2 separate regions of the Homo sapiens genome follow, and region 2 is linked to region 1. The links are chromatin loops, found by intact Hi-C in ENCODE. Cell type or tissue: PC-9. All regions are shown on one strand. Links, peaks and the distances in the headings refer to the core of each region. The heading gives the core; the rest is flanking DNA. Region 1 holds the start of LINC02192 (long intergenic non-protein coding RNA 2192). Region 2 overlaps ABCC12 (ATP binding cassette subfamily C member 12).

Region 1 (16,151 bases), core at 5,271-13,270:
CACAGAATGACAAATTTTCATGTTCTAACTCACATGTGGGAGCTAAAAATGTTGATATCGTGGAGGTGAAAAGTAGAATAATAGATACCAGAGGCTGGGAAAAATGTCGGGGGCAGAGGGTATGAAGAGAGACTGGCCAATGGTTACAAACATACAGTTAGGCAGAAGTGCTAACTGGGCAACACAGTGAGACTTTGTCAAAAAACAAAACAAAACAAAAAACCATACTCCCTTCCCTCTCTTCAGAACACAAGTTGGCTTCTAGCCATATCTGTGTCTTCCAAATTGCAGTTCTTAAGACTCCAATAAACACCTTCTTATATTGGATTGCAGTCTGGTCTTTTACCTCTTTTGAGTTGACAATTACTATGTGGCAGGTGGCTCAGGTGCCCCTCTTCCTATTGCCCAGCCCCAGTTATTTGCCTCTTGCTGGCTGGATCTCACCTCAAGCACTCATAGACTTTTCTTTCTGCCCCAGGGTCTTCTCTAATGTCCTAGGATTCCACTACCTCTGAACCCATGTGTCACCCTTGAATGTGAGGTTAATGTTCCCACAGGAAACCTACAACCAATGGAGGTGTTGCGAAAGCCATTGCTTCTTCCCTCTGTGCTTCAGGCAGACTGCCCTTCGAGGCCTTCTGCAGGCTTCCCCAGAGCAGTGGGATCCAGGCCCTAGGGCCCACAGCAGTAGCCTCAGTTTTGCATCCTTACAGAGGTTTCTTCTCATCCCTGTCTCCCTCTCCCCAGCCTCTCACATCTGCTCCCTGGGATCAATTCCCAGATAAAGCCCTTCCTCCACCAAGTCTTGCCTTAGGCTCTGCTTCTGGGGAAAAACTGGATGCTGAGTTCCAAAGTGGCCTGAGGAAGTGGGGTCACAGAGCTGTGACCCGGGTGGATAAACCAAGAGGCTTCCTGGAGGAAGTGAGCTCTCAATTGCATTTCAGAGGAGAGGTATGAGAAAAGTCCTTCTGGGCTGTGATTCCTAAAGAGCAAAAAAGCTGAGTCCACAGTGTCACAGTCTCACTGTGGGAAGATAGTGACAGTGGCCCCAGGTTTCTGGCTTCTTCATCCTCAGCTCTTCTTCAGAGAGACAGGATTTATAAGAATGCTTTTGCCTTCCTAATGAAAATCTAGCCTTTGAAGTCTTATTAACTCTAATGGGGAAAAAAAACCTCAATTTCATTTTTTCCGGCGGTAAGAGCAGCGATATTAAATGATCCAATTTACCCATTTTGAATACCACTCTGGTCGCTAATGAAGATGCATCTGCGACATAATGTGTGGTTCACACACAGGGCGTTGCTACTCAGATGAACACTGTGCAGATGGTTTCATGCAATAGGAAAACATCGCATGCAAATTTAATTTTTGTGAATCAAATGCTGCTTTCTTCTGGACTCACACGATAGTTAGAGAATCACAGTTTCTGTTGGTCAGGGCCTCGGCAGACAGTTCCCCTGTACTTCCCTCCCCACTGCCAGGTGGCCGATGGCCCATAGGTAAATAGGTGGACAAGGGAGGGCTCCTTGTGCTGGAGCCATGCAGCACAAGCTCTGGGAAAGCACAAGTTGTTAGTAGTGTGTAAGTAATTGCTAAATGTATTAATAATCACAAATAGGCTACCTGCTCTGCTGGTAGTATGTCATCACAACTGTCCTATGAGGTAGGCATACTATTATTTTCATTTTCATAACTGGGAAACCTAAGGCTGAGAGGCTAAGTGAATTGCCTGGGGTCACACAACTACCACAGCCACCCACTTTGCCTTAACTCTACACTCCTTTCCAGGAGGAGGAATTAAAATCCAAACCTGAGTCCTATGATTCCAAAACCTATGTTTTTGCTGCTATGTCATAGAGTTACACAAGCTTCACAAATGATATTATACACTTTTATCTGCTTATACGGATAGACAGTAGTGCCCCTTTATCTGTGATTTCGCTTTCCACAGTAACCCATGCTCAGCCACAGTCTGAAAATATTAAATGGCAAATTTCAGATATAAACAATTCATCAGTTTCAAATTGCTCAGTGTTCTGGGTAGCGTGATAAAATCTAGCACCATGCCACTCAGCCCCACCTGGGATAAGTACCATCCCTTTGTCCAGGATATCCACACCATGTAAGCTACCCACCTTATACAATGTGATTGTATGGGAAAAACACAAGCTATGTAGGGTTCAGTACTATCCCGTGCCCCAGATGATAATGATTGAAATTGACAGATTATTCCATTAAGTGTAATCTTCAAATTGAGGTTTTCAGGAATAGCATGCAAGAAGACAGTATGTTAAAGATTTATTGTGCTTATGAACTATTTTTGTACAATTATTATTCTTATTATTTGAGATAGAGTCTCACTCTGTCACCCAGGCTGGAATGCAGTGGCGCAATCTCAGCTCACTGCAACCTCCACCTCCAAGGTTCAAGCTATTCTCCAGCCTCAGCCTCCCGAGTAGCTAGGATTACAGGCAAGTGCCACCACGCCCCACTAATTTTCGTATTTTTTAGTAGAGACGGGGTTTCATCATGTTGGCCAGGCTGGTCTCAAACTCCTGACCCCAGGTGATCCACCCACCCCACATTGGCCTCCCAGAGGTCTGGGATTACAGGCCTCAGACACCACGCCCGGCCTGTGCAATTATTCATCAGCTACCTTGGTAGTTCTAGCTGTGGTTTCAGGCATCCACTACTGAGGGTCTTGGAACGAATCCCCCAGGGAGAAGGGGGCACTGATGTGTACAGTAGTGGCTGTGTTAGTTGATGCTCAGGGCATATTAAAATGTTAGAAAAATTTCTTCACTGAATTCTTCTATCTGACCTAGTGCCCATCACAAGTGAGATTTATGACCTATGTTCTCTATGCTCCTTTTCTTCCACTCATCCTGGAGACATGGTAGATTAAGATGGAAATAATGATATAGGCAGAATTTCGAGAGAAAAACTCATTCCGCAAGAGCTGGGGGGTTATGCCAAAAAGTTAACCATTGGGGACACTACCTTCTCAGAGAAAATCCATTATTCCAAGAGCAAGGCCCGAGGAATGATATGGCTTCTTGAACTCAGGCCCTGTGCATTTGGCCCTGCTTTAGACAAACTTGTCCTCATGAGCCATCAGCTGCCTTGGTGCTTCCAGCTTCCATGGCAGCTTGGCACGTATTCCTCTCAAATTCATCATTTATGTAATAAATCCCAAATGAGCTCCATTTCAAATGTGAATACATGAGGTGAACAAATTAATGATGAAAATTCATCTCTGAATATATTTATTTGTAATGATACATAAAGTCTGGTGTTTAAAAGAAACAATTCTCTAAGCAAAAAGGTACCCTTCACAATGTGAATTGTCGGAAGGCTAACTCCAAAGCAGAAGCAGCGCAGTATTTTCCTGCATATTAAATGCACAATCAAAGAACCATCTGCCCCAGATGATAATGATTGAAATCGACAGACAATTCCATTAAGTATAATCTTCAAATTGAGACTTTCAAGAACAGCATGCAAAAAGATGGTATGTGAAAGATTTATTATGCTTACGAACCATTTTTGTACGATTATTCAGAACAGACTGGGAGTAAATTATTTTATAAAATGTACTTGAAAATGAGTGTGTACATTTAGACCTTTAAAGCGTAATCATTTACTAAAGAGCTTCTAGCAACCTGCCCTTTTATTTGGCATACAGTTTGTGTTTTAAAATGTCAGCTAAGTATTTCTTTGTTTAGGGATTTTTTTCAAGCATTTCTATAAGAAATGGAAAACAAAATGTGACTGCGAATTCAGTAAAATTACATCCGGAGGGACAGTGAACACTCTGGGTGTGCTGTCCCCATTTTATAAATGGTGCTCGATGAAACAATGGAGGAGGTTGGTGTATTTTAAATATGGATGAGAAATAAGTAAGACAGGCACTAATGTCTTTATAGATTATTTATGCTGCCCTAATCTCACGCTTTCAGAAACTTTTAGCCACACTCTTACACCATAATTCAAGCTAAACTTCATTATCTTTCATATCTGTTCTCCTAGCCATCTTTCTTATGCCTTTATTTCTTCAAGCAATTCAGACACTTCGCATTACCTCCTTCACTCCCTCACTTTGATCTTGTAGGACTTCAGGGTAATGCAGCGTATTTCTCCTTCCTCTGAGAAGCCAGCCCCAGAATATTTGGATTTTATATGCACAATTATACCCTCGAATCTGGTCCACCTGCCTGTCTTCTCTTTTTGATAGCATGTTCTTTTTCATGGGGGAAGACCAAGGCAAAGGGGAGAGAAGGGCTACATGGTATTTCTGCTGTTATGGCCAAGAAATATTTCAGAGTCTCTTGTTCTCTGTCCCATCCCCTTCTCGTGAATTCTCAGGGAAAGGAGGAAGAGTTCTTACAAGTCTAGCTTTTGGCAAACCTTTTGGAGGCTTACCACTGGCTACAAAATAAATTCTGCTAGAATGAAATATCAGCCTAACTAAGAGAGAATGAAGAGGTAAAGCGAATTAGGAGTTGTTGTACCATCAGAGACAGACATGAAGAAGGAGCCAGATTATTAATATTTTTTGTTTAATATTTAACAAACCAAGGCTCTACCCCTGCCAAAATTACTCCCCAAGTGTAAATCCGGCCCAGATGGAATGGGAGGTTTCTTTTCCCCACTGCAACATCTGATTTTTATTATTCTCTTTGCCACTCAAGAAATTGTCATGCACTCCAAATTTACTCTCTTCTCTATCTATTCTAGTATACCAAAACTCATCCTGTCCTTTACTTTGCCCTTGGGTTAAATATATTTCCAGTCCTTGAATGAATGAGTTCAAAGTATTTGCCACAGAGCTCACAAGTCTCCTGCTGTTTTCTCCTCCTTTGTCTAATGGTGACTTCAGATGCAGGGAAAGAACAGGGGTTTGTGACCAAATCAGAAAGCACTAATGAAAGCAATGCAGAGATCAGTTGGGGAAACCGAGGCCCAGAGAAAAGGCAGCTAAGCCAAGGTCACATAGTCAGCATGCAGCAGATCTAGGGTCAGCCAATGTGAGGTGGAGATACATGAACTCTGAGGGCTGGCTACCAGGAATCCCAGCCTGGTTCTACTACTTGCTAGCTGAGTATCCTCTTAGAGCCTCAGTTTTCCCACCTACAAATTGGGGTTATTAATTGATACTTGTTGTGATAATTCTATGGGTAATATAGGAATAGTTCAACTAGTTATAGTTAGGCTCAATAACTGAGACCACGCACATTAAACTAACAAAAGACAGATTAGCAAGAGAAAAAGTAGGTGGATTATATTGATATTAATATTTTTATGTTTATAGGTACCTCTCATAGAAAAGGAAGTGATAATCCAAAGATGTAGTTAGGCCTGAGAGCTTACATACCATTTTAACAAAGAGTGATAAATGTGTGGAGAAGTGACTGGACAAAGGAAAAGAGTTTGGGTTTTTAGGGGTGGTAAATTCTGGAAAGGTCATTATACAGGGAAAACTAAAGGAAGAAAAGGATTATTTCAGTAAGGTTTGTTTGTGCAGATTCAAGTCAGTGCCATCTCCCATGATAAGAGTCTTCTATTTTTGGTATGGGAGAAATGTGGGGGACACCTTCACAAATGGAAATTTATGCCCTGCATGTAGGCAGAAAGGAGGAGGATAGAGAGCTTTGTTTGCATCTGCTGTTTTTGAATTGCCTTCAGCTCAAAATAATCTTCATGCTCAAGTGGCATATTTGGGGGTTGCATACTCTGAACCCCTTTGCAGTGTTAATGATTATACTAACAGAGTGATTAATTACAGAGTGATTATTCACCCAATAAAAGAATCTCCTCTTTACCCAAATGTTGCTACTATGGAACTCAATTTTCCTTTCTACCACCCTAAGATTTAGTGTGCCCACTTACTATTCTGTCTCTAAAATTTTTATTCTCCCTATTCAAATTTGAGAATAAATGTTAATGAAGCAATCTGCCACTCCTTCTGCCCAAAGTGTTCTCAAAGACATTAAATAATATTCCCTGTTGCCCTTGGTGATTGGCCACATAACTAAAAATAAAAGGGAGGGGGCAGAGAAGGGTCAAAGAAGGAAGGAAAGGGAAAATGCACATAGTAGGAAAGGAAGGGCACAGGAAGGTAGAGGAAAAGGAAAATAGTGCCCTGTATGATCAAACAGAATTCCCATCTGTATAGAACTTTTCAAAAACCATTTAATCCAACCCTTCTTATTACGTTTGGAGACACTGAGGCACAGAGAGAGATGGGTCTCCATAGTGGAAGAGACAGGTTATGAACCCAGGATCCACTTTCTCAAATTTTCCTCTGCCTAGAATGCCTTTCATTCTGAACCACTGTCCCAATACCACCCTCTGCCGAGTTAATGTCTATTAATTTTGAAATCTCAGCTCAAACATACTTTCTGACAAGTCTTCCCTAACCTATCCCCTTCGTATCTGATCCAGGTTCCCCTAATGCACTCTCAGAGCACCTGCCAAGGTGTTTCTTCCCCAGTTCCCCATTCTCCACCCACCACCCCGGGCACATAATCGGCACCCCATAAACTCATGAGTCAATTAGTGAGGTGCAGACACGAAGCATGTGCTCTATGTGGGATGCCTTTCACTATAGCAAAGAAACATCTCCATACAATTCATTCATAAAGCAAGGGACAGAAATAGCTTCCATTCATGCATCTTTCAATAGGGAGATTCACACAGGATTCATTAAAGGAAACTTTTAATTGTGGTGTTTACTCCTGCAGAGTCAATGTAGCTCTTTCTCTCTAGTCAGCTCCTTCTTTCAAGGCAAGCCCTGCTAGAGAGGACAAGAACTAATAAGCAAATTCCATGAATTGTTCTAGTGCTTTATTTTTTTCCTAACTCTTGCTCTTATCACCCCAGACATACTTTATGTGGAACAAATTGGTTAAAACATAAAGTGAAAATTCACTTTCTCTTAGGCTCTGCACTGTGTCGTTATTGGGATATAAAAAGATCCATGTGGCTTAACTAAATCCAAAAAAAAAAAATCCATCTCACACTGTCTTATCTTCAGCTCTAAAGTTTAAGCTCCTTGCTGAGAAACGTGAAGCAAGATAACTGACATTAATTGAGTTCCTACTATACTCCAAGCACTCGGCAAAGAAATCTTCATCATTTATTCATTCAGGAAATACTTGGGTACCAGGCACTGTTCCAGGAACTGGGGAGACAGCAATGGAAAAATAATAACTCCTGTTATCATGGAGTTTTGTTGTTGTTGCTTGTTTGTTTTTAAGACAGGGTCACCCAGACTGGAGTGCAGTAGAGCAATCATGGATCACTGCAGCCTCAAACTCTTAGACTCAAATGATCCTCCCATCTCAGCCTCCCGAGTAGCTGGGACTACAGGCACAATCGCATGTCTCGCCTTTTTTTTTTTTTCATAGAGATGAGGTTTCTTTATGGTGTCCAGACTGGTCTCAAAACACCTGTCTTCAAATGATTCTCCCTCCTTGACCTCTCAAAGTGCTGGGATTACAGGTACAAGCCACTGTGCCCCGCCTTCATCAGAGTTTTCAGACAGACAGGAAGCAAATAGACATATCACGTAACGTCAGATAGGAATTATGGCTATAAAGAGAAAGAAAGTAGGTTAAAGAATTCGGAGTGATGGGAGATATTTCAGGCTGGAGGGCAGGAAAGAACTCTTGCGGAGATGCCTCTGGAGGAGAGACTTGATTAATGTGAGCAAAAGGCTTGTGATTATTGGAAGCAAAACTGTTCCAGCCAGAGGAAGCAGCCAGCACAAAGGTCCTGAGGCAGGAAGATGCTTGGGAGGCTGGAGATGCAGGGAGGAGGCCAGCACACTGGGAGCACACAGAGCAAGGCAGCAAAAACCAGACAGATGGACAGAGAGGCAGACAAAGGTCAGATCGTGTAGCAGCACAAAGAATTTCAAACTCTATTCCCAATTTCCTAACAACCCTTTGAAGGGTTTTGACTGAGGGCATGCGGCGATCTGACTTTCTTTATACATGGTTGTGTCTTATTTAGTCTTCAAAACTATCTTATGAGATAAGCAGCATTAACCTCACTTTACAGATGTAGGAAGTGGGAATGAGGGAGATTAAACATCTTGTCCCAGTTTATGCTGCTGGTAAATGGTAGATTTGTAATTCCAATTTAAAGTGGTGTGATTCCAAACCCCAGGCTCTTCACATCACCCCATGCCATCTGAGGACAGGAACTGTGTCTTGCATGACCCTGAAACATGATCAGAGTACCCAGCACGTGGCCACTGCCTGGTAAGTATTTTCTAAATGAATACGTAAGACTCAACTCAAACTCTGCCACATTCCTGCAATGCCTGGGCGTTTGGGTCATTGACATGGCAAATATAGAGAGTACAGGGATTTTTACAATCCAAAAGAGAATGGCAAAGAATTAAGATGTTTTGATCTGTGCTCTATTTTGGGCAATAATTACCCTTCCATGGAAAAACATAATTTTTTTTCAGTGATTCCATTTTTTACCCCACTTGATACATTATCTCTTCTACATAAAGAGTTCTGTGTGCACACACATGTCAACGCTGAAACAGACAATCATCTTGCCCTTTCTAATAGTCTAAGGGTCTGTTGGAAATGACATGCACTACAATTTAGCTGAGTGTTGAGTTTGCTCCTAAAGGCTATTCACATGCATATATCACGTCAAGAAGAGTAAACGTGAATGGATCCTATGCCTGTTCTCCTTCCTACACTCAAGTAACCCACCATGTAGCAGCTCCTTTTTTTCACCCTTTCCCAGGGGTAAACTGAAAGACAAAAGACCATTTTCAGGTGAGTACCTATTATATACCCCTCTACTGACTCACAGTTCCCCACTGAATACCCCGAGGCTACTCCCTCGCAGCCATTCATACAATAAAGATGACTAAAGAAAGGAATTTGCATGTGCCAGCCTCTCCTCCCTGCTGAATGCGCTGGTGAGCAGAGCCTCAAGCCTGCCCTAGCTCACAGGAGCCTCTCAGGTTCCTCGGGTGGAAGAGGCCAGGCACATTCTCACGCAAATATGAAATAGAAGAAAGGCACTGAAGGAAGCAAACTAGAGGTTCTAAGAGCTTTCCAGCCTGACCTCTTCTGGGGTGGAGGCACAGAGGCTTCTCTGATGACTGGTGACACAGGATGGGTGGACATTGAGGAGATGAAGAGGGGAAAGGAGCAGCATTCTAGGCTCGGAGCTTTCTCGGGGCTCTGAAAAGCACAGAATCAAAGGGTGCAGAAGGCTAGCGTGATGGGTCACAGGGTCAGGGAGGGGGCTGCGGGTGGGAGGCAGGGACTTTTAGGTTATGATCCTAACATCTCCTTTACGCCCCCAATACTCACAATACTGGGTGTTGACTCAGCCTCCATAGGAGATATCACAATGAGTGAGTGAAAACAGGCTCAGGAAATCCTCAGAGCTCCCAGGGTGTCTAGACACAGGGATTCTATAATCCTGTCAGGAAAGTGGGTGGGAGAGGGATTTGCAAAGAAAACCATTAACATCACTTCCCCAGGGCGAGGAACTCCATGTGAGGCTCTGGGGGAACCTGACTATGTGCAGTCGTTTACAGCCTGGGTCTCCTGGAGCCTATGAAATGAGAAGCAGTCATTAGCACAGCAAGCGGCCCTCATCCTTCCTTCTCAATAATAACACTGTCACCAGAGGATGGAAAATTACCCTGACGTCTCTGTATCTCCAAATTGCACTTCAGAGACAGACTGCGTAAGGCAAACAGACCCTGAGTGAAAACCTCCTGGCTAGACTTCCAAGCCAAGGCCTAATAAATAACCCTGAAATATACAAAGTGATGGCAGCTTTGCTCTGTGGCTCGTGGCTTCTGCCCTGGGAAGGACCATGAATTTCAGCGTCTGACAGATGGGGTCAGAAAGTGGAGTCTGCCTGGTGGGTTGAGGATCTGCAAATTAACCCCATGGTGGTGGTTTCAGAACAAGTGTGCCTGCTCACGCAAAGACTAACCTCTAAGAAAGGAGCAGGCCCGGAGGTGAGGCCCCCTGGGCGTGAAAGAATCAACCCCAGTCCACAAAGTCCGGAGATGAGACATCCTGCCTGGAGGAGGGAGCCCTGTGCATCGCAGGATCAAAGAAGCCAAACAGGATCTTTAGTGGTGACCGAAAATGCTCATGAGGAGAAAGGCTGCATGGCATTAAGTGAACCCCATTGAAAGGTACAAAATTTTCATAGTCTGTATTTTTCTTTCTCTGTCAAAAACACCACGATTTGCCAAAGCACTTTAGCAATCATTTGTAAATTGGTCCGCCAGGGTCTCCATGAGAATGTTAAATGACAACAAGAAGAAATCAATATCTCATCGCTGACGCGGGGCTGGGCATTCAAGTGAAATACAAGATTCAAAGTACTGATAGAAGGATGCAAAGATGTTGATCTCCTGGGAAGAAAAAAGTTAAAAAAAGGTGACAAATGCCAAGCTAGAGAGACTCATCTAAATAGCTAATGCAAATAAATCCAACATAGACAGCTATAGATGTTGAAGCTTTTTTTTAAATTAGATTTCTTCAGGGATTACTGATAAGCATCACATCAAAAAAGATGATCAAGAATAAATTGGTTCTCAAGCAATGCCTGCAAAAAAATTGTGATGTGAAAATAAACAAAATATTCCTAATGTGAATAATTTAAAAATATAAACAACTTTGGAAATAGGAAATTTACAGAGTTTACTACAAAATCTGTATCCTAGAAGAGGTATTGCATTTAGAGGTAGGAGGCTGCATATAGGAAACCAATAATTGTTAGCATTTATCAAGTATTAGTTATATGCCAGGTACATAACTAATAAGTGACTTTTTGTAAGTAGGTGGGATTTTTGTGAACACTCAGTGAGCTCTACGGAGTATGTACATTTATAACCCTTATTTTGTAGATGAGGAAATTATGGCACAGAGAGGTTAACTATCTTATCCAAGATCACACAGCAAATCAGATCTAGGATTCCTGTCTCAGTTCCAGAGTTGTTGCTATTTGACTCTACTTTTTACAGGTGTCTATCCATTTGGCTTAGGAGAAAGGGAGTTTAAGGAGGACTAGCTACAGGTTCTCACTAGAACAAGAAAGAAATAGCTTAAGAGCTTTATCCAAATAAACTTTTTTTTCTGGGAAGAGAGAAGGTAGGCATCATTTTGGGTGTGGCCATCACCAAGGCTGAGTTTTGTTTTTGTTTTTGTTTTTGTTTTTCCCTTGATGCCTTTTCAGAGGCTTTAAGGTTCTGGCTGGAACTTCAAAGAGAATCCTGGGTTTTCTCTAAATACAGTTATATTTAGCAAAATAAATAAATAAACATGAATTGGGGAACAAGAGTCAGAACAATCACTTTCACATGTTTATCTCAAGTTGCTATAGGAAAAGAAAATTTAGCAAAGTAGTCATTTGAAATATTTTAAAATAATTACACAGCAACAAGCCAGAAAGCCAAAACATTTTCTTCTTTTTCAAGATATTCTGACTCCTTTTGCATTTCTACCTCTTGGAATAACAAACCATCCTCTCTTTTTATTTCTTTTCTGTTTTGGAAAAGCTGCAAAAACACCTCTCAAACTCATGCAAATTATCAGTGTGTCCTGAAATATTTTCCTGAAACATTGCAAAGGCTGGTAATCAGATCTTTCAAGAATAAAACCGGGCTTTTTTTTTCTTTTTGGCTTCTGGTCTTAAACCACCAACATCTTCTTTTTCCTCCCAAATAAATATATGAATAGAATTCTCTTCCCAAACAACAAATGGATCATTTTCTTATTTTATTTTAGAAGGAAGATCTGGAGTCATTGTTGATGCAATTCAAGCCAACAGCTTCTACCAGTAAATGCCAATGGTCCTATTTTCTGTGCGTTTGATAGCCACGTTGCTTATTTATGGCTCTTTTATTATCCAGACCTGCTTGGCCGTGGATGAAGGCATTAAGTCAATTAATTGTGTTTGGATGCTGCAGGACTTGTGTTTTGTGAAGCAGCAGAGGATTGCAAGCTTGATTCTGAGGAAAGAGTCTCAGAGAGGGAGAAAGAGGATTAGATGGTTTTATGGGGAAAGCAGTGAAAGAGAGCCCACCGGCCAAGAGGCCCAGGTGTGAATTGAATGATGATGCAGAGAAGGCAAGGCAGCCAAAAGGAGCTGGCTCAGCTCAGTGGGATTCTTCCTCCCAGCCAGCAGATCAGGTCTCCCTCATGAGATCACAGCACACTCCCTCCTCCTCAGAGGTTTCTTTCTCTTTCTCTTCCCTTCTGTTTCCTTTACCATTAAGAAAGTCTTCTCCTTCACTCCTTCCCCTTTCTCTCACCTTCCCACCTCCTCTGTCTCTGTCTCCTTCTCTCCCATCTTCCTTTTATCTTGGATGCTTTACAGGACTCACTCCCTTTGGCTGGCAGGGAATTGATATGCAAGCTTTTGTTCTTTCAAGCTGTTTTTCTTTCCAAGAGACACAATACCTACCTTGTGTCATGTTCTCTTGTGTGTGACTAATGGTAACAGAACAGTTATAAGCTGTACATTTGTATTCTTAGAAAGCTTAAATTAGTAAGATTTTTAATATAACAATTGTATTAGCACAAATTGTTTGCTTCTAAAACATCACATGTGAAAGCAAATTAAATGGCTTAAATTATATATATCCATTGACTACTAAACCATTAGAAAGTAGAGACTAGTAATTCTTAGTTCCAAAGGCTGCACGAATTTTGTTGCCCGAAAGTTTCTAAGATGACTGTCTTTGGCTTCTAAGAACAAAAGGGCATCTGGGTGGGAGGAAATGGCAGATACCAAGACCAGTCATCTGCATCTGATTCCATTTCTAACATTCACTTTCTGTGCTGATTCTCTCTTGACATTTTGGATATAGCAATTAATATCAGTCATAAAATAAAAGGATTTAAAAACTATAGGTTTTCCCACAATTGAACTTTTACTGGGTGAATGAAGGAAGGAATGGATGGTAGAGGGATAGATGAATGGGTGATAGATGGCTGGCTGGATGGTGAACAGAGGGATGAATGGTGGGTGAATGAAGAAATGGATAAGATGAATGGTGGATAGATGGATGAATGGATGGTGGATGTGAATAGTCTCTTGGAGTCAAACCAAATCATCTGAGGAACATCAGCAACAAGTTTGCTCATTTCCAATTAAACGGGTGCCTGTTCTATGCAAGAGATCAAGGAAGTAGATGGATTTTTGTTTCTGTTTTTTGTTTTTTTAAATTTTTTTATTTCCATAGGTTATTGGGGAACAGGTGGTGTTTGGTTACATGAGTAAGTTGTTTAGTGGGGATTTGTGAGATTTTGGTGCACCTATCCCCCGAGCAGTATATACTGCACCTTATTTGTAGTCTTTTATCCCTCATCCCCTTCCCACCCTTTCTCCCTGAGTGCCCAAAGTCCATTGTGTCACTCTTATGCCTTTGCATCCTCATGGCTTATCTCCCACTTATTAGTGAGAACATATGATGTTTGGTTTTCCATTCCTGAGTTACTTCACTTAGAATAATAGTCTCCAGTCTCATTCAGGTCACTGTGAATGCCATTAATTCATTTCTTTTTATGGCTGAGTAGTATTCCATCATTCATTCATATATATATATATATATCACAGTTTCTTTCTCATTGATTGATGGGCATTTGGGTTGGTTCCACGTTTTTGCAATTGCAAATTTTGCTGCTATAGACATGCATGTGCAAGTATCTTTTTCATATAATGGATTATTTTAAACGAGGTAGATGTTTTGAGGCAAAGAAGGAGAAGATGTTGTCCATGCCCTCAAAAAAGTTGCAATCTAATTTGGAAATAAGACAAAATAGAAATAACAATACACATTTGATTAAAAATTATATGGCACAGATTGTTCAAAGGAAACTCAGTTGGAAAAATATGGGGGTGGGGAATTCCAAGTAAGAAATGGAGTATTCAGGGAAGGCCTCATGGAAGAGTCCTCAACCAAGCAAGAGTTTAAAGGACAGATTACTTTTGAACAAGTGGGAAAGAGGGGCCATTCCTAGGGAGAAACAAATAAAATTTGGTGGCATCAAGTCATTTCTCTTTTACAGGTAGTCTCCCATTGTTTGTTCAAGGGTTTTGAGGAAGAAACATCAAAATTTTGTCTTTTCTTCAATTGTATGCTCTGCTGCTAACACAGTATCTTGCACAAATGAGGAGCTGAATTAATTCATAGTGAATGAGTGAGTTGAATGAATAAATGGAGAGCTATAGCCAAAGTCTCTACCCAGACTATAGTCCCTCCTTGGGATTCTCGGCATGAAATGAAGCTCAACCACACTCTAGCATGGGTTGTATTGGATTAGATTTTTCCTGCACAAAGAGCCCTGATAGCAACTTAAAATATGGATTGGGAGTAAGTTGACAAAATACAACTTGTACTTTGGCAATAATGGAGATAAACTAGTTTCTTCACATTTTTCTAAGAGGAACACTTTCATAGTTGAAATGAAAAGAAAAGGGCCAAAGGGGAAAACCAGAGCCAAGCTTTGACACAATCTTAATTAAATACCTTTACTCCCAGCTTTTTAGAAAAATCAAATCTAATAATATTTTGCCCATCGATTGTTCTTCAAGAGGATAATAACAAATCACTCCACTGGCTTTAGCCTTGCAATCAGCAGTGTGCAGTAATTTAATTAGCTGATGTGCCGTATCAGTAGTTTAGAGACTGCAGTTGTCTACTCTCTGAACTACATGGGAAGCTCGATTGGGAAGTGTTATGTCCTCTAAAGGTGAATGTCCTGGCCAACAGGTGGCTCGGGGAGTTTGCTAATGAGTTTTCTTTTTTTTTTTGAGACAGGTCTTGCTATGTTTCCCAGGGTGGAGTGCAATGACGCAATCATGGCTCACTTGCAACCTCCACTTCCTGGGCTCAAGAAATTCTCCTACCTCTATCTCCTGAGTAGTTGGGACTACACAGGCACATGTCACCATCCCTGGCTATTTTTTTAAAAAATTTTATAGAGATGGGGGGGGTCTCACTATGTTGCCCAGGCTGGTCTCAAACTCCTAGACTCAAGCAATCCTCCCATCTCGGCCTCCCAAAGTGTTGGGATTATAAGCATGAGCCACCATGCCCATTCTATCTATTTTAACAACCCCATCTCCTATTCTGACTCTCTTTATTCCCTATTCCCTTGCTATGTTTATGCTTTATTTTTTTCCATTAGCATGTATTATTATACAACATAGCTATATAGTAGTTGTCAGTCATCTCCCATGAGAGTAAATGGGGTGAGAACCTTGTCACTTGCTAGTCGTACTCACTATGACTACTTTATCTTTGCCTGAGGCTAGAACAGTGCCAGGCACACAGAAGGCACTCAATATTTCTTTAAGAATGAGAAAATAAATTTATTGGGTTTTTGCTTTGCATATTTAGCCCTCAAAGAGCTAAGCTGCAAGAACTCCAACAAGACTTATTGTTTATTGAATACCCATTATGTGTGAGGCACTATGTTAATCACCTTACATTTATTAACTCATCTAATCCTCATGACACTGTGAAGTAGATACTATTATTACCCCTTTTATAGGTGAGCAGACTAATGAAGTCAGCCTGCTGGGCCTTGGGTTGTCAGAGAGAGATTCTGTATGAGGGCAATTATATTTAGGGCTATCCCCTTGGCAGCCTGTGTATGTTGAAAGTAAAGAAACCACTTGCATGATGATGATGACCTTGATGATGATGATGACCTTGATGATTATGACAACAACAATGATGATGATGACAATGGTGGTGATGACATTGATGATGACGACAACGATGATGACGACGATGATGATGACAGTGATGATGATGAGCTGATATATGAAGTACTAACCATGTGCTGGGCAGTACAGTGCAGTGCCCAGCACACGGTAAGTGCTGTGATATTTATTTAATCTGTACTGAAGCCTTAAAAAGTAGATGCTGATATTATCTTCAGACTATAGTAAGGAAAATGAGCATGAGATAAGTTAAATAGCTTGTTTAAGGTCACACAGCTACCAAGTGTCACAGTCTGGCTCCAGGGCCATGTAGAAATGCAAATGCCATCAAAGCAAAAAAAATAACAAGGAAAAAGGAAGTCCAAACAGAAGAGGATTCCAGAACTAGAGTCCACATCAACCTCGCAGAT
Region 2 (16,151 bases), core at 4,140-12,139, 240 kb before region 1:
TCAGGCATTTAGTGTGATTGCCATGTTTAATGTAATGAAGTTTTCCATTGCAATCTTGCCCTTCTCCATCAAAGCAATGGCTGAAGCGAATGTCTCTCTAAGGAGAATGAAGGTATAACTAACCCTGGGTGAGTAGGGAAGAGAGATCTCATTTTGGGGTGGGAAAATGCTCAGATATGTGGAGGCTGTACCAAGCTGCTGGAGAGCTGGGTCGCTTGTTGAGTTGACATTGGGAGGAGGGCATCCATTCAGAGTTAGATGAATAAATGTGTATGAAGGACAGAGCAGGCAGAGTTTTATAGGTTGTCTGTAGGAATGACGAGATAATCTCTGTACATGAAGAAGATGTTCCTGATCCTCTTTTTCCTAAACAATCTATACATCCTAAGTGTTCCACAAGTGAGGTTGGTTTTGTTCTGAGTCATCCCCACTTTACCTAGTTTGTTCTTTAATGGGCATGGTGATGGAAGTGATGAAGAGGATGTTGGGGTCCCTACATTTATGCACTCATTTAGTCCCTTTATTCATTCATTTATTCACTCATCAAAGATTTACTTTGTGCCTCCTATATATAAGACATGGGAAATGCAAATATAAGGAAGAGAGAGGCTTTATCCTCAAGAGCCTCTGTTCCAGTGTGGGACCCAGGCACTCTAAGAATTTCTATACATGATAAGGATATAATTGACATTTGAGAAGGGCAAATAAAGTGGTTTGAAAGTTCAACTGAGGAGAGGAAAGGGAAGAAGGGCATTTGTGTCAACACGAAAGCTTGTTCAAACATCTATGAATTGATTGAATGATCTTACTCACCCGAGTCAGAAATCCAGAAGTCATCGTAAGCATCCTGATTCATGCACTCCTCTTTTCCCTTACCATACACATCCAACCAGTCAAGAACCCTGTTAAGTCAACTCCTGATTATGGTATTCTCTCCATTTTAAGGGGTGCCATTGTAAGATTGGATTGGAAGGTACACTGTTGAGTTATCAGTCTTTGAACAAACATAAGGACACCATCACATTAATTGCATGTATTATGATATCAGATAAAAAAGTAAAGGTGCTCCTTAGACTAGATAAAGGATGGCATTTCTTGACTCCTCAACCTTCGCTCTGTCCCTACTGCCATTGCCTTCAGTTGAGGCTTCCATTATCTCTCATCTGATTAGCGCAGTGATTTATGAACTAACCTTTCTTTTTCTAACATTCTTCTCAAGTCCGTATAGCACTCAACCCCAAGAGAGCTGTCAAAATATTGGTATGATTACCAATACTTATTCTCAGCTGCTCAAAATCCTTGAACCCTTGTCCCCTCCAGGCTCTCCAGCTGTGGGTTCTCAGTTTTGTGTCCCCTTCCCTTCCCAACTTGAGCTCTGTGCCTCAGTAATCCTGAATTGCTTGTTTCATGCTACCACCCCAACAAACCATGGCTTTGCATGCTCCTTGCCTTTGTCCATGCTGGGCCTTCAGGTAGAATGCTGTCATTCTCTTTCCCTTTTCTCATCTCTGCCTGTACAACACCTGTACAGACCCAGCTCTAGCACCAAGTGCATGGACCTCGAGAATGAGAGCCAAGTGTCCCTTCTCTGGCAGTCACAGTGCTTTGTCCTCATCACATTTTGCAGAAACGATCCGTGCATGTTCTCATCTCCCTCCAGACTGTAATCTCTTCAAGGACAGGAACTGTGTCTTATTTATATTTGCATTTCTGCTGTTTACCCCAAAGTCTGGCACATGGTTAGGGCTTAGCAAATGCTTTGTTGAACTGGGCTGAGTGGCCTCGGAAGAGGACACAGCAGAGACTGAGCATATGACCTTGATTTCATAAGCATTTAGTGCCAAGCAGTGAAGTCCACTGCCCAAAGACTGGTAAGACCGACTGTCTTGGGCACAAGGGTGAAATGTGGCTGGGATCAGCATTCTCCAGTGTGGGTGACCCACATAGGCCTTGTGGTTAAAGAGGCAACTGTCCCAGATAGCATGAGCTAGTGGACTATTTCTGCTGCAGCTTCTCCTGGGGGAATAATTTCAGAACCTCTTTCCTGGATGTGGTGGGTTAGAATAGCCAAAATTGTGATTTGGGGTCATTAGAAGATACATTGGGATGATTCTTGCAAATGGATGACATCTGCTCAGTTAATTTTGTCTCTTTAATCTTAGAAAATTCTCATAGATAAAAGCCCCCCATCTTACATCACCCAACCAGAAGACCCAGATACTGTCTTGCTTTTAGCAAATGCCACCTTGACATGGGAGCATGAAGCCAGCAGGAAAAGTACCCCAAAGAAATTGCAGAACCAGAAAAGGCATTTATGCAAGAAACAGAGGTCAGAGGCATACAGTGAGAGGAGTCCACCAGCCAAGGGAGCCACTGGCCCAGAGGAGCAAAGTGACAGCCTCAAATCGGTTCTGCACAGCATAAGCTTTGTGGTGAGAAAGGTGGGTGTGTGTTGCACAGGTGTGGCCTCCAGCCCTCCTCCTTGCATTACATAGCTACAGCCTTCTCCAGGTCTGATACAGTTCAGTTAGAGCTGAAGGTGGTGATGGGATGTCTCTAACCAGAGTCCCTGTATTTTTCCCCCAGTTTTAAAACTATGTACATGAACATTGGAGGCCCCCTCTCCAAGTGTGGAGAAGACGGTGGTTATATTCATTCTGATTTGCAGTACTTCTCTTAGAGTCAGTTGCAGTTTTGAATGAACAGTCCACTCCAGGTGGCTAGGCTTGAACTGACTAGGTTTCATAAATCTTTTTTGATTTGTTCTCTTTTTGTGTGTGTGAGACAGGGTCTTACTCTTTTGCCCAGGCTGGAGTGCAGTGGTGCAATCAGAACTCACTGCGGCCTCAAACTCCTGGGCTCAAGTGATCCTCCTGCCTCAGCCTCCCAAGTAGCTGGTACTACAAGCATATATCACCATGCCCGGATAATTTTTTAAAATTTTTTATTTACCAGGGGAAAGCGGGATAATTTTTAAATTAAATTTTATTTTATTTTTTGTAGAGATGGGGTCTTGCTATGTTTCCTAGGCCAGGCTCGAACTCCTGGCCTCAAGTGATTCTCCTGTCTTGGCCTCCTGGGTCAAGTGCTGAGATTACAGGCATGAACCACTGCTCCTGTCCTAGATATGTTCTTAATTTCACATTGGAATATTATGATAGATGATAATGACTGATAATTTTGAACACTACTATTTACCAGGTACATAATAAACTCACTTAACCACTTCAATAACCAGGCATCATAACTGCCCCTACTTGATGGTTGAGGAGCCTAAGGCACAAGAGGGTTAAATAGCTTGCCCAAGGTCACATAGCTAGCAAGTGGCAGAGGAGGGTTTCATACCCAGGGCACCTGGCTGCAGAGTCTGGGCTCTTAACCACCGGCAAAAACTCCTCTTGTAAAAAGCAAACTGAGATAACAAGCAACCCAGCCAAGGGCTAAGCCAGCCAAGCCAGCCAGAGTCTGTTTGTTGTTCTCTCCCCTCAAGATTGGGGGATGGAGATTTCAGGCAACGCTGTGGGTTTAGGGAATGTTTGGCCTCTTCCTGCATCTCCTGCATGCATCTCCTTCTTGCTCTGGGAACTCAGCAGCAGACTCCCAGGGTGGCAGTGTTGATTTTGCTGCAGAGGGCTCAACATTAATCTTGTGCCTGGTATTTTAATCTCTCATCCTGTTGACTCACTCTTTCCCTGTGCAAGCGCTATAGAAGGAGAGGTTCTTATTTATTATGCAATGTCAAGCTCAATAGCTGGTGTGAGAGTGGTACCTCTCATAGCTAACAAAGCTGTCTGCCACGTATTCATTGGAAACGATATTTAGTTGGCTGAGTGCAATTGAGCTCAGATTTCAGCTAAGTCCCATGAGTGCCACCTACTTTGCCTTCTCGCCACTCTCCCCGTGGAGCACCTGACTTCCCCCCGCCCTGCCTTCCCATGTGCCTCCAAGAGGCCTCCGTGAACTTCCCGTGTTCTAAGGACGCTGCTTTCTGGCCACGCAATGGCTTTGCTAATGTGCTATTCCATATGTCGGTGACTCTGGAATTCCTGCCTCAAGGATGCAGTCAATGTTTTGTGGAATAAATTGAAGATAAAGTGGGGGCAATGCATTGTTGCCTCTGGAGCAGTGGGGGCAATGCAATGCCTCTGGAGCCTGAGGGACCCCAGTTCCAGGCCCAGCCACTTCCTAGCTGCTTGACCTTGGATGTCTTGCTGAAGCTCCCTAAGCCTCTGTTTCTTTACCAGCACCATGCATTTCATAGAAGTACCCATTTCACAAGGTGGTGGGGGAACTCAGATACCACATAAAAATGCTAAGCCCATAGTAAGTCTTAGCTGATGTTAGGTATGATTGTTGCCTTTTTCTTTAACAATTATGTCCAGCTTAAGTGCTGCCCTCAAGTGTTCTACAGGGCATCCAGGTTTTTCCAAGTTTAGCTCCTCAATTCCATCAGACTGGATCCTCCATGGGGTCAGGGTTTTTTGTTCACAGTTATGTCGTTATCCCGAAGCCCAGCTCCTGGCTTGGAGGTGGCCAGCAGTGTTTGTTGGGAGAATCATCAGAGGATACAGGCCTCATGGATTTTCTGCTAAAGACAAGGATGAATCTAGAAGGCTTCTTACTTGGCCCCAAGAAGTGGATAGGACTCAAAGGGCAGCCAAATACCTGGTGAGGCTGCATCACATCTGCGGTCTCTTTAATGCCCCGGTTCATTGAAGTCCTTTTAGGGGAATTAAATAGATTCAGCTTCATTTCATGAGGCAGGAATTCCAGAGTCACTGACATATGGAATAGCCATTAGCAAAGTCATTGTGTGGCCAGAAAGTCCTTAGAACACAGGAAGTTCACGGAGGCCTCTTGGAGGCAAATGGGAATGCAGCATGGGGGAAGTCAGGTGCTCCACCGGGAGAGTGGCGAGAAGGCAAAGTAGGTGGCACTCAGTGGGACTTAACTGAAATCTGAACTCAGTTGCACTCAGCCAACCAAATTTACATCCATGTGGGCTCCACAAAGGCAGGGAGACCTCTGTGTGGATCACTATTTTATCCCAAGGTGCCTGGGATTCAGCAAAGACCTTGTTTAAGGAATTATTGATGACAGGCAGCGACTCTCATGTGCTGAGAATGGCAGACAGGGGATGGGCGTTTCTGGTCTAGCTTGGGGTGGGAAAAAAGCCATATTTGGCCCCATGTTGGGCATCTTTGCCCTAAGGGATTGCAGGGAGCAGGCCTACATGAGAATGTTCTCAGATGCTCCAAGTGCAGTATTGCAATATCTGCTTGAACATGAGTGGACATGCTTACACGTCAGTCTCCACATGGGCTGTTTGCCTGCAATGATTCTCCCCAGATACCCCATGGCACCCTTCCTCACCTCCTTCACGTCTTACCCAAATGTCACCTGTGGCAGATGTTGTCCCTGCCCATGTGCCCTGGACCTCTAAGTGTTTCCTGGCCATCTTACAACTGCCTTATCTGCATCCGTGCCCAAGGGCTCTGCACACCTCCATAAAGACCTTCACAGACTAGAGAGCAGCCCTCAAACAATGACTGCTGGGGCATCAATACCCCACCTCCTCTGCCATTGGGTGGGACAAAGCTATAGTCAGTTCCCCAGAGTTTCCTGCAGTTTCCCTGCAGGGTTGAGTTCCGTTTGCCTCCTGTGTAGGATATTCTGTTAGGGAGCCAACCCAATAGGCTGCCCTTTATGGGCCACCTTCCCTTTCCTGTATCACTTCTCCTCTTCCCTACTGGAATTTCCTGCACCTTCCAAATGTGAGTGTGACTTTCATTCAAATCCTTGATTCAAGGTCTGTTTCTGGGAAAACTCAAGCTAAGACATCTACCTTTCCAGTAAGGCTTTCCTTGTACCCCCAAGCCTCTAGCCCACTCCCTGTCCCTTCCCTGTCTCTTCCCTGCTTTATTTTTCTCCATGGCAAGCATAGATGTGCCTGCCCCACATTTCATTTGCTTGTCTTGCTTCCTGTCCATCTTCCCCTGACTACAAGGTAAGTTCTATGAGGGTAGACTCAGGCCATTGCCTGTTGTGTTCATTGCTGTTCTTGCTGGTGGTTGGAACAGTGCTTGGCACATAGCAGGCTCTGATAATGATTTGTTGGTTGAATTAATAAATCTGGAGCTGTAGAATGTTAGAATAGTGTAACTTCTCAGTAATTCCAGATTTTTGAAAAGCCCCTAGATGTCCATACTTCAAAAGCTACCCTAGTCCCCCTGGGTTGTACAGCCTTTTGCATCCCATTAGATTTGCTTTTCTGGAGTCTGGGCACAGAATAGCCTTCCTGTTCAAGGCCTGTGTCTCCCAGACCAGCACAAGGCTGTTTCACACCAGTGATCTTACGTGATTTCTAGAAGCCCTGTGGGTGCTTGGCTATGCCACACAAGGGAAAGCACTTAATTAAGACTTACATTCCTGCATCCTCCCAGGCTGTTTATGTGGGCCAGGGTGGTGTGGCTGCAGCTGCCATGCCCCAGAGCCTGCAGTGACCCCTTGTTCTCCGCCTGGCCTGACCAGCATAGTTTGGGAGTGGCACCTTTGGGCCAGACCCTCTAAGAAGTGGGAGAGAGTGACTGTGTCCCATCTCTGTTTCTCTGGCAGGGGAAGATCTTGGGAATATGTGGGAATGTGGGAAGTGGAAAGAGCTCCCTCCTTGCAGCTCTCCTAGGACAGGTAAGCTGTGTGATGAGTGCTGTGAAGATGGAACATTAACATGACAATGAAATGGCTCCCTTCCGGTCAGGCGTGGACCCAGCAGATGGCCTCGGCTGCACTGGACACTGTGCATGTGGTTCACAATAATTTTTGGGAGGTTAATGCACGCAGCAGCTCCAGGCCCCTGGGCCAGATGAGGCTGAGTTTTTCACAAACTCTTGAGTTTGCCAATGAGGAGGTCTATTGAATGGCATTGCCTCCTTGCCTAAAGCTCCATCTTGGTCAAAGGAGAGATGGGTCCTTAAACCCATGGTTATCCCCATGAGTTGGGCTGCCCTGATTTAGAAATGCCAGCAAGGCAGCTTGGTGTGGAAGGACTTTGGAGTCTGGAGCTCATGGTGACTATAGATGTATTTTATGCCTGAACTAAAGCAGCTCATGCCCCCACCTTCTCTGCAAACCTTGGGGTAGGAAGAGGGAGGGGACTTGGGTCATTGTCCCTTCCCTGCTCCTTCTAGTTGGGTGACCCCAGGGAAAATGGCTAAGCCATTTGTAGTTTTCACAAACCTCTATGTTGCCACGGTTTCTAAGTCACATCCCACATGAATGAGAAGCTTTGTGGAAAAAAAATGCTAAGTCCTCTTTCTCCCCACTCTGCTGTTGCTAAAGAGAAGTTTGTGCAGCTGGGATTGCCTCTTTCAGGAAGAGGTCGGGGTACTTCTGAAGAAGTGGGGACTCCAGAATAGGGTGGTGGGGGGATGTGTCTTATGAGTTTTAATATGAGTGACTTCTTTTGGCCTCAGTTGACTCATCTATAGAAAGAATGACAACTCCTTCCCTGCCTGGAGGTGGAGGTGGGGGCTGAATTGGATGAGTTCCTGAGGTCACCCACGCTCTGAGAGTGTGTGCCTCCATGATGAGTCAGCGTGAGCCATAGAGGTGACTCAGCTCAATTCCCCACATAATGATGTGAATACTCTTAATAGCATCCTACTGCATAAGAGATGGCCCAACTGCTCGGATAGCTCCAGTGATGGGAAGCTCATCATGTCACAGCCAGTTCCTTCTTTGGAGAGTTTTGATGTATATTGGAGTGAAATTTGCCTCCTTTTAATTTCTGTCCTTTGGAAATTTTGAGATAACATTAAGTCTATCTCCCATGAGACAGTGGTGGGATCAGGCCCCTGGCTGTGGTCACTGGGGAAGCAGGGGGGCACTCTGGACAGCCTGGGTTCCCCAGCTGTTTCTGCCACATGCTCACTATTTAGCCTTGGGCAGGTAACTTAACCTCTCTGAGCCTCATGAAACCACTTGGTTTCCTTGTCTGTAAAATGGGACTAAGGAGAGTTGTGGTGAGGTTTGAATGAGATCATGTAAGCAATAGTTGGCTATAGGATAATTTGCAAGGCCAGTCATGGTGAAAAACATTGAACATACATTTAATTCAGTTCACGGAATATACCCTACACATTAAAAATACTACAATTATTATTGTTATTATCATGGTCTCTTCTCCAAATTGAATTCTCTGTCCATTGCACAACTCCTGAGGTGAAGTGGCATCACATCCTTCGGCCGCCTTGGTGACTCTCCTTCTTTGCCCCTGGACCCACTGCCACTGCCCCGTGAGCATCAGCCCTGAGCACTGTGGCCTGCCCCACATGTACCCTCTGTTGATAACTTTGAACGTTGCATCCCCGCTGTCTACCATTGTCTATTGGATGCCCACGATGAGGGGTCATCTTAAATGAACATATGTACTCAGGGTCACAAACTGGAGCCCATGCATAGTTTTAATTGATTGCTGAATGCTTTAAAAGTCCAAAGATGTCATATAAAACTGGATCTTTGACTCCTCTGGACAAATTAGAAAATCCTGCTCCATCAGGCCTGCATCCTTGCATGGCACCAAAGATGCAACTGAGTCAAGGCTGCTTCCTGAAGATGGGGTGTGCCAAGGCCAACACCCACAGCCGTGCAGGTGGTGCCCTGCTCCCAGGGCCTGGCTGAGCAGGGTTGGATCCAGCCAGTGCACCTGGAGGAAGGGGAGCCTCTTGTGAAGAGTCTGTTCAGAGAACATCCTGTTGTAGTTGGGCCCAGGTGCCATGTGCACTGGGAGCAGCCCTGCAGTCCAAGCTCTCCCATTTGTAGCAGAGCTTACCACTGCCTCTTTTCAAGCATTCCCTGCCTGGCCCTGTGCAGGTGTTTGACTCTGAGATTCTGCATCTGCATGGTTGGGCTTTCTGGTGCATGGACAAGATGTCCTGTCAACGCTTTTGTGCCTTCATAACCAATGCTTGTGGAATATGTGGGTGCCAGGGTGCAATGGGCATTTGAGGAAAAGTTCTCAAGGCTTGGCTCCTGAAGCTTCTCCCGTCTTGTTGTTCCAGATGCAGCTGCAGAAAGGGGTGGTGGCAGTCAATGGAACTTTGGCCTACGTTTCACAGCAGGCATGGATCTTTCATGGAAATGTGAGAGAAAACATACTCTTTGGAGAAAAGTATGATCACCAAAGGTAATATTAACTTTTAAAGCAGGAGGCACATTTGTGTTTGGTACACACTCTCCTACAGATGCTGATGCTGTTGGTAATGACTGCTAAGTGGGTTCTGAGTTTAATGAATTCTGATTAAACATTCATCAGATCCACACAGACACTGGTTTTCCTCTTCCTGAGCCAAGCGTTCAGGAGAGGCGACTTCTGCAGACCTGCGACTGCACACTGGGAAGAGGATAGAATCGGCACTTCATTCCCAGGGCAGAGGAGCATATGTTCCGAGGTTCTCTGCAACAGGGCATATGTGGTCTGACTAGAGAAAAGTGAATCCAGCAATTTTGCTTTAGGCTGAGTACCCAAAACTGCTCAGAATCATGAGCAAGTATGTAATGAATCAGCCCTGACATTATTAATTGACATCAGAGCTATCAGGATATATTATCACTGTTAGTGTCCTCAGAATGGTCTAACTAAATAAAAACAAAGCTCAACTTATAATTACTTGATTTACTTTGAGCCATCATCTTTTTTATATCATTTTATTTTTTAAATGGACATAATTACATTTATCTATGGGGTACACTTTTGTGTTTTGATATATGACGCTGGGGGAGAGGGGAGTGTGGGGAAAGGATAGATGTTGACCAAAGGGTACAAAGTTTCAATTAGACAGGAGAAATAGGCGTTAGTGATCTATTGCACAGAATGGTGACAATGATAAATTTTAATGTATTATATATTTCAAAAGTACTGAAATAGTATATTGTAAATGTTTTCAACACGAAAATTGCGAGTATGTATTTGTAATAACTGTAGTATGTAATGAACAGACAGCAATTTGGGGAGAAATATTTTCTCTAAGAACATTTAATAACCCATTAGCTGGGCGCAGTGGCTCACGCCTGTAATCCCAGAACTTTGGGAGTCCGAGGCAGGTGGATCATGAGGTCAGGGGTTTGAGACCAGCCTGACCAACATGGTGAAACCCTGTCTCTACTAAAAATACAAAAATTAGCTGGGCGTGGTGGTGGGCACCTGTAATCCCAGCTACTCAGGAGGCTGAGGCAGGAGAATTGCTTGAACCCGGGAGGTGGAGGTTGCAGTGAGCCGAGATCATGCCACTGCACTCCAGCCTGGGCAAAAGAGCGAGACTCCTTCTCAAAAAAAAAAAAAAACAAAAAACTCATTAATACCGTGATCACCGTGGACATTTCTATAGTTATTCTCTCCCTACTTCTGAAATGTTTGAGTTTTCTAAATTTTAATTTTAACATTAGATTCAGGGGGTACAGTTTTGTTACAGGGGTATATAGTGTGATGCTGAGGTTTGGGTTTCTACTGATCCTGTTCACTCTCTGTTGGACATAGTACCCAATAGGAAGCTGTTCATCCGTGCGCCCTCTCATCCTCCATCCTTTTGGAATTCCCACTGCCTCTTGTTGCCATCTTTATGTCTGTGCATACCCAAGGTTTAGCTCCCATGTATAAATGAGAACATGTGATATTTGGTTTTCTGTTTCTGTGTGAATTTACTTAAGATAATGAAGTCCAGCTGCCTCATGTTGCTACATGATTTTGTTCTTTTTTACGGCTGCATAGTATTCTATGGTGTATATATACCACATTTTCTTTATCCAATTCACCATTGATTGGACCATCATCTTTAAGCTCTGGAAAGTAATGGCTTCCTATGGTTCTTTGCTTAGCTTGGTGTATTGCCACGTACATTCTCTCATTTGAGTCCCTTAACCACCCATTTAGAGAGATTGTGGCATTATATCCCCATTTTACAGATAAATAAAAGGGCCTAGAGAGGCGAGTTGACCCTCCCAAGGTATTAAATGCTATTAAATGTCAGAGTTGAGTCTTGGACTTAGACGTTGAGCTCCAGATCAACATCAGTTTTCTGGAGCTGGAGGTGCCTGACAGCTGGGTCACTCAGAAACCTTCCCAGGCATCACAATGCTTAATTAAGAGAACTGGAGTTGGTTTTAGGAATCTGGCTGTCAGCTCTCCAGTGGTAGTTTGGCCTTTCTCATCTTACCCACCAACTCTGTCCCTGCTGGCTGGTATGGCAGCATGTATGTTCTCATCAAGAGGCTTGTCAATTCACCTCCTCTTCCCCGGCCATGCCGTCCTGTGGCCAGGAGGCTCAGGTGTGGCAGGAAGGTGATCAGTGCAGGAGTCAGTGATCAGTATAGCCAAATTACTCTGCTCAGCATCTCTTGGCCTGTGCCACCCACCTGGAATGCCTTCTCTGTCTGTGGATGCGGACTGGACAGAGGGTTGCCTTATTCATCAAAATGATGTTCAGAGGGCAAATATGTGCCAAATGCCTGCAGCATGCAGGGCACATGGGGAAAGAGATGGCTCAGGTGTATCTTTGCCCTTAAGATGCTCAAGTCTGGAATGGGCTATAAGAAATGCACAGAAATGACAGTGCACCAGGGAGGAATGAGCCAGGTGGCAGTAGACCGTGCTCGGATTGTTCCAAGGCAGCAGAGATCACGAGAGGATGGTGGATCAGGGAAGAGAAGATGGCACTTGAATTGGGCTTTGAAAGATGGATCTAGCATCCTTCATATGTGGCATATTTAGCAGAGATTTTGCTCCTAGGGCAGAAACTGTGGCTCTCAGGGCCATAGGAAGCAGGAGGGTGGGAGGAAATTGAAGGTGGGAGGTGTTGAGGGGAGGAAGATGTGCTGCGCAGTCTGAGTCAGATTGGCAAATGTAGTAATAGCAATTATAGCCCCCACTGATGGAGAATTTGCCATGCAGCAGACACTGTGCTAATGGCTTCACATGTTTTTCTGCTCCATTCTCACAACAACCCAATGAGAATTAGTTGTTTGCACAATTTTATAGAGCAGAGAGTGAGGATCAGGGAGGTACAGTCACTTGTCCAAGGTCGCCCAGCTGGATTCAAACCATTCTCTGATTCCAAGGCCCCTCATCATAACTGCTATGTACACCAACCCCAAAGTTTGTGTGTGGGCATGATGCTTGGGCTGTGCCCAGGTTCTGTTTTGGGGCCTGTGTGCAACCGGAAGGGCAGCTGCTCATGCCTGCCACTCTCTTTCTTGCCTCTTTATTGGGAAGGTCTGTCTTTTGATGTCTGAGTTGTGAGGCCTGCCCATTGTTACTCGCTGAAGGAAAGAGGGTCCTGATGACGATAATGCCAATGATATCAATCAATCAATTCTGTCATCAACCAACCAATCAGCCACTGTGGAGGCAGGCAACCTGCTGAGCAGGACAGAAACCTAAAGGCCCAGTGGTGCTGCTCAGCAGCTGCTGGGAGGGAGCACAAACCTGAGCCAGGCACTGCAGGCATCCTGAGCAGGAGTTGGGTCCCCAAGGCGGCTGTGCGGGGGCTCTGTGATGCCTGGGGAAGGTTCTGCTTATGGTGGGGGCTGTATGAGTGAGGTTGAGTTGCAGAGAAAACCGAGGGAGGAGGGTGTGGGCATCTGTCATAACATGGGGACGACATCCCAGTGACCACGGACGTTCCTAGGTTCCTCGGTGCCAGAAGGCCCCAAAGGCCTCCCCTGGGGCAGAGCGGGGTCATGCCCCTGGGGACCGCTGTGGGGCTGACCCCACAGCTTTGCTGCTTTTTGCAGGATAGGGCGCTAGTCCTGGCGGCTTGGCTGCCGCAGAGCTGGCTAGGGCCTCGGCTGTCAAACTCCCCAAAGCCTGGGCTGCAGGGCTAGGCAGAGCGTGACGCTGAGGGGGCACAGTGGAGAGGCCAAGAGGCCCAAAGAGCAGGAGTCCCACTCTCTCTCCCATTCCGCCCCCTCACCTCAGGTGCCATTCCCTTCGACTCAGTATCCCGAGTTGTTGCAGGGGAGAAAACTCCATTCTCTCCAACCTACTAGCAGTGAGGGGTGGATGGAGTAGCTTTGTGGAGGGGCTGGGCAAATGTCAAGGTCGTCACTGGTGATCACCCAGCCCCCTGCTGTTAGCCTCCTTCACACACACCCTCTCTTCCACCCACGGTCCTGCTTCAGCCCTGTGACCCCCAGGAGGCCATCCCCAGTAACTGCAGCCCCCAAGGGTGACCCCTCCTCTGACTCCCATGAGCGTCCAGCAGGTGGCGCCCTCAGTGTTTCCTGCAGGGCTTTCCTGTTCAGCGTTGTCTTCTTCCCTGCTTGGCGAAAACCCTGCCAGGGAAGGGGCCATTCCTGAATCAACTCTGCATCAGGTCAGGGGAGGGGCCAGTGGTCACTGGGACGCTACCCTTGGGTCATTGAAGGCAGAGCGACTGGCCAGGGAGCCTTGGACATAGCAGCCGCCACCCCTGGCCTTGCCCCAGCAACACCAGCAGCGCCTGTGGAAGCAGCCCAGGGCAGCAGTGCTTGGGGTCTTTCTCACCCAGCTACTTCTGAGCTTTGCACCAACAGGTATCAGCACACAGTCCGCGTCTGTGGCCTCCAGAAGGACCTGAGCAACCTCCCCTATGGAGACCTGACTGAGGTGAGCGGGGCTGGGAGCGCAAGCCCACTGTAGCTGCACACAGTACATTTGCTCAGGTCCAAAGGGCTGAGGCCAGCAAGCCCCTGTTCCACATCCAGATGCCCCAAGGACGTGTGGGCAAAGCTCAGGTTCCACCCATTCTGAATTCTTCCTCTGGATCTATACTTGCTGGATGTCATAGTGGACGTGGCACCAAGCTTACTGGTGTTTGGCACAGTGTAGTCACTTCTTGGGGCTACTCCCAATCTGCCTGTCGTCTCAGGAAGGGTTTCTGGTGAAAACTGCTTCCTCATCCCAAGGGCTGGCTCTGTCCTGCAAACCAGGGCCCCTTCTTGCCTCACTGGCTCTGCCCAGGCCAGGAGTATGGGGGTCACCTCTAAACATTGCCCCCTGGGGTGCTTGTCCAAACGGGCTGAGCCTGCCACCCCATCCTGGGCTGAGCCTGCCACCCCAAGAGACCCAGGGGAGTCACCTTGCCATCTCGGGTCCCCACCCTTCTTGTGCTCTCTGCACAATCTTCCTCACCTTGCCCAGGAGCCCCAGAGGAGATCAGAAGGCTAAAGCTTTCTGAGGAAAGGCAGTTTGGGGTGTCTTTCTCTACTGGTGCCCTCAGTCTGCATCCCCAAGGAAGTGGCCGTGAAGCCTTCCTGGCCTGCATCTGAGACCTCCCACACTGCAGCCCTGGTTCACCCTTCCAGGCCATGCTCCTACCTGCCTGCCAAAGTGTCCACTCACTTCCTAGCCTCTAAGTCTCTGCTCCTGTGACATCACTATCCTTTGAGTTTCAACCCAAAATCTGCCTCCTCAAGGAAGGCTTTCCCAAGTCCCACCACCTGAATAATTTGCCACAAAGTACTCTACTGATGCTCTTCAGCAGGCGCTTGTGAAATTCTGCTTGCTGCTGCTATTATGTACATAACTACCCTGCCCACCGTGGAGCTCCCCAGGGAGAGGGGACTTCTCTTGTCCAGCTTGTGTGTCCCGCCCCGTGCCTAACTCAACATCTGGCTGAACACCTGGGGTTCACTTTGGGTTCCATTGGATAGAATCACCTACAGCAAGCAATCATCCTTTCCATAAATATTTACTGAGCACCTATTCTGTGCCCAGCATGGTGCCAGGCCTTAGGGTGGTGATGATGAACCAGGAAGTCAAGGCTTATCTCTCCACAGTGCTTAGAGTTGCCTAGGGATGGGATAGTTGCTCTACAAGTAAACAAAATAGGGAACTCGCTTTTCCATCTGCACCCAGCCACGTTTCCCTCTGGTTCACTGCTGCATTCTCCCCAGCTCTCTGCTCACACAATTCCCTTTGGTGATAAAAATGACGTAGCCCCTCCCTGTGGGATCTGCATTGGGCTGGGGTCTTGTGAGATGGGCACCCCTCAATCCTCATGGGAAAGAGCTTTGCCCTCGTTGCCGCTGCCCACTGGGCTTCCTGGAGAGGTAGACAAGTGGAGCACTTCCACTCACCACAGAGTCTCGTGTGACCGGGGGCCCTGTAAGGGGCGGAGGAACTTGGATATGGCGAGGATCAGTGTGTACGTCTTTCCCCTGAGTCCTGAGAAGCTCCAGGAAGCTTCCATTGCCCAAGAACTTCAGGGTGGGCTGACAATGGGCAGTAGCATTGTCCCTGTCCACAGATTGGGGAGCGGGGCCTCAACCTCTCTGGGGGGCAGAGGCAGAGGATTAGCCTGGCCCGCGCTGTCTACTCCGACCGTCAGCTCTACCTGCTGGACGACCCCCTGTCGGCCGTGGACGCCCACGTGGGGAAGCACGTCTTTGAGGAGTGCATTAAGAAGACGCTCAGGGGAAAGACAGTCGTCCTGGTGACCCACCAGCTACAGGTGATGGGACATGCAGGATCCAGGAGGTCACGGGATGGGTGTGGCTGGGGATCTGATGCTCACAGAGCCTCCTCTTCTGCCTATATCTGCCTGTCTTCAGCTGGGAATGTGGGGAGGGAGCCAGGGATGCAAGAGACACTCATGATTCCCCAGCCTTCCTGGCTCCCAGGAGGCCCACCTCTTCCACTCCATGCATGGCCTCAGTGGGGCCAAGACTTTTCCTGCACCAGAGGGTAGATTCTCTAGAAGCAATTGAGTCCTGCCTGTGGGTGGATTGGGGCACCCTTCCCCAAGTTCTGGGCGCCTGGTAAGATGGGGAGCCAGGGAAAACAATGACGGCCCCACCCTTACTCCAGCAATTCTGGGCAAGCCTGAGGCCAGGGATACCTTGACTGGGGGTGTCAGGGGGTGGTAGACCTCTTGGATGAGGGGCCCAGATGCCCCAGGTATCACACCCCAGGGGAAAGGGGCTTGAAGCCAGGACTTTGGGACTAAGGCTGAGGCTTTGGGGAAGCTCTCTCTGCTCAGGGCCACTGTCTCAGGCTAAGGAGCATGAATCTCACTGAAGAAAGCGACTGGGCTTGACCTCAGTGAATTTAAGAATTTGGCAGAGTGGGAACAGCCCTCACTGCATTGGTCTCACATAAGGCGTCCTGATTGCCTGAT

What was found. A loop is a pair of places that touch in the nucleus more often than their neighbours do. Peaks named below come from ENCODE experiments on the same cell type or tissue, not always from the same donor. Only the 100,000 strongest peaks of a DNase experiment are listed, where the experiment ranks them.
Region 2: it touches region 1 in a loop (4-fold over the local background); 3 of 110 quality-filtered maps call a loop at or near these places.

Annotation. Positions count from the first base shown.
Region 1 is chr16:47,880,485-47,896,635 of GRCh38, reverse strand. LINC02192 (long intergenic non-protein coding RNA 2192) reads left to right here and starts at 9,506. Exons shown (of 2, transcript NR_110649.1): 1 at 9,506-10,195. All of the region lies in intron 4 of LINC02133 (long intergenic non-protein coding RNA 2133), which reads right to left. RefSeq lists enhancers at 7,394-8,207, 8,208-9,022, 8,563-9,762. In PC-9, for the core only: no CTCF peak of the experiment used is centred there; DNase peaks (open chromatin) are centred at 8,295 and 8,935; H3K27ac peaks cover 1,487 bases.
Region 2 is chr16:48,114,749-48,130,899 of GRCh38, reverse strand. It overlaps ABCC12 (ATP binding cassette subfamily C member 12), which reads left to right. Exons shown (of 31, transcript NM_001393797.1): 10 at 5-112; 11 at 2,163-2,441; 12 at 6,616-6,687; 13 at 9,060-9,184; 14 at 13,567-13,639; 15 at 15,282-15,485. Among named protein-coding and RNA genes, the nearest start is that of ABCC12, 33 kb to the left of the region's middle. RefSeq lists enhancers at 7,394-7,513, 6,720-7,919, 13,093-13,955. In PC-9, for the core only: no CTCF peak of the experiment used is centred there; a DNase peak (open chromatin) is centred at 7,539; H3K27ac peaks cover 3,244 bases.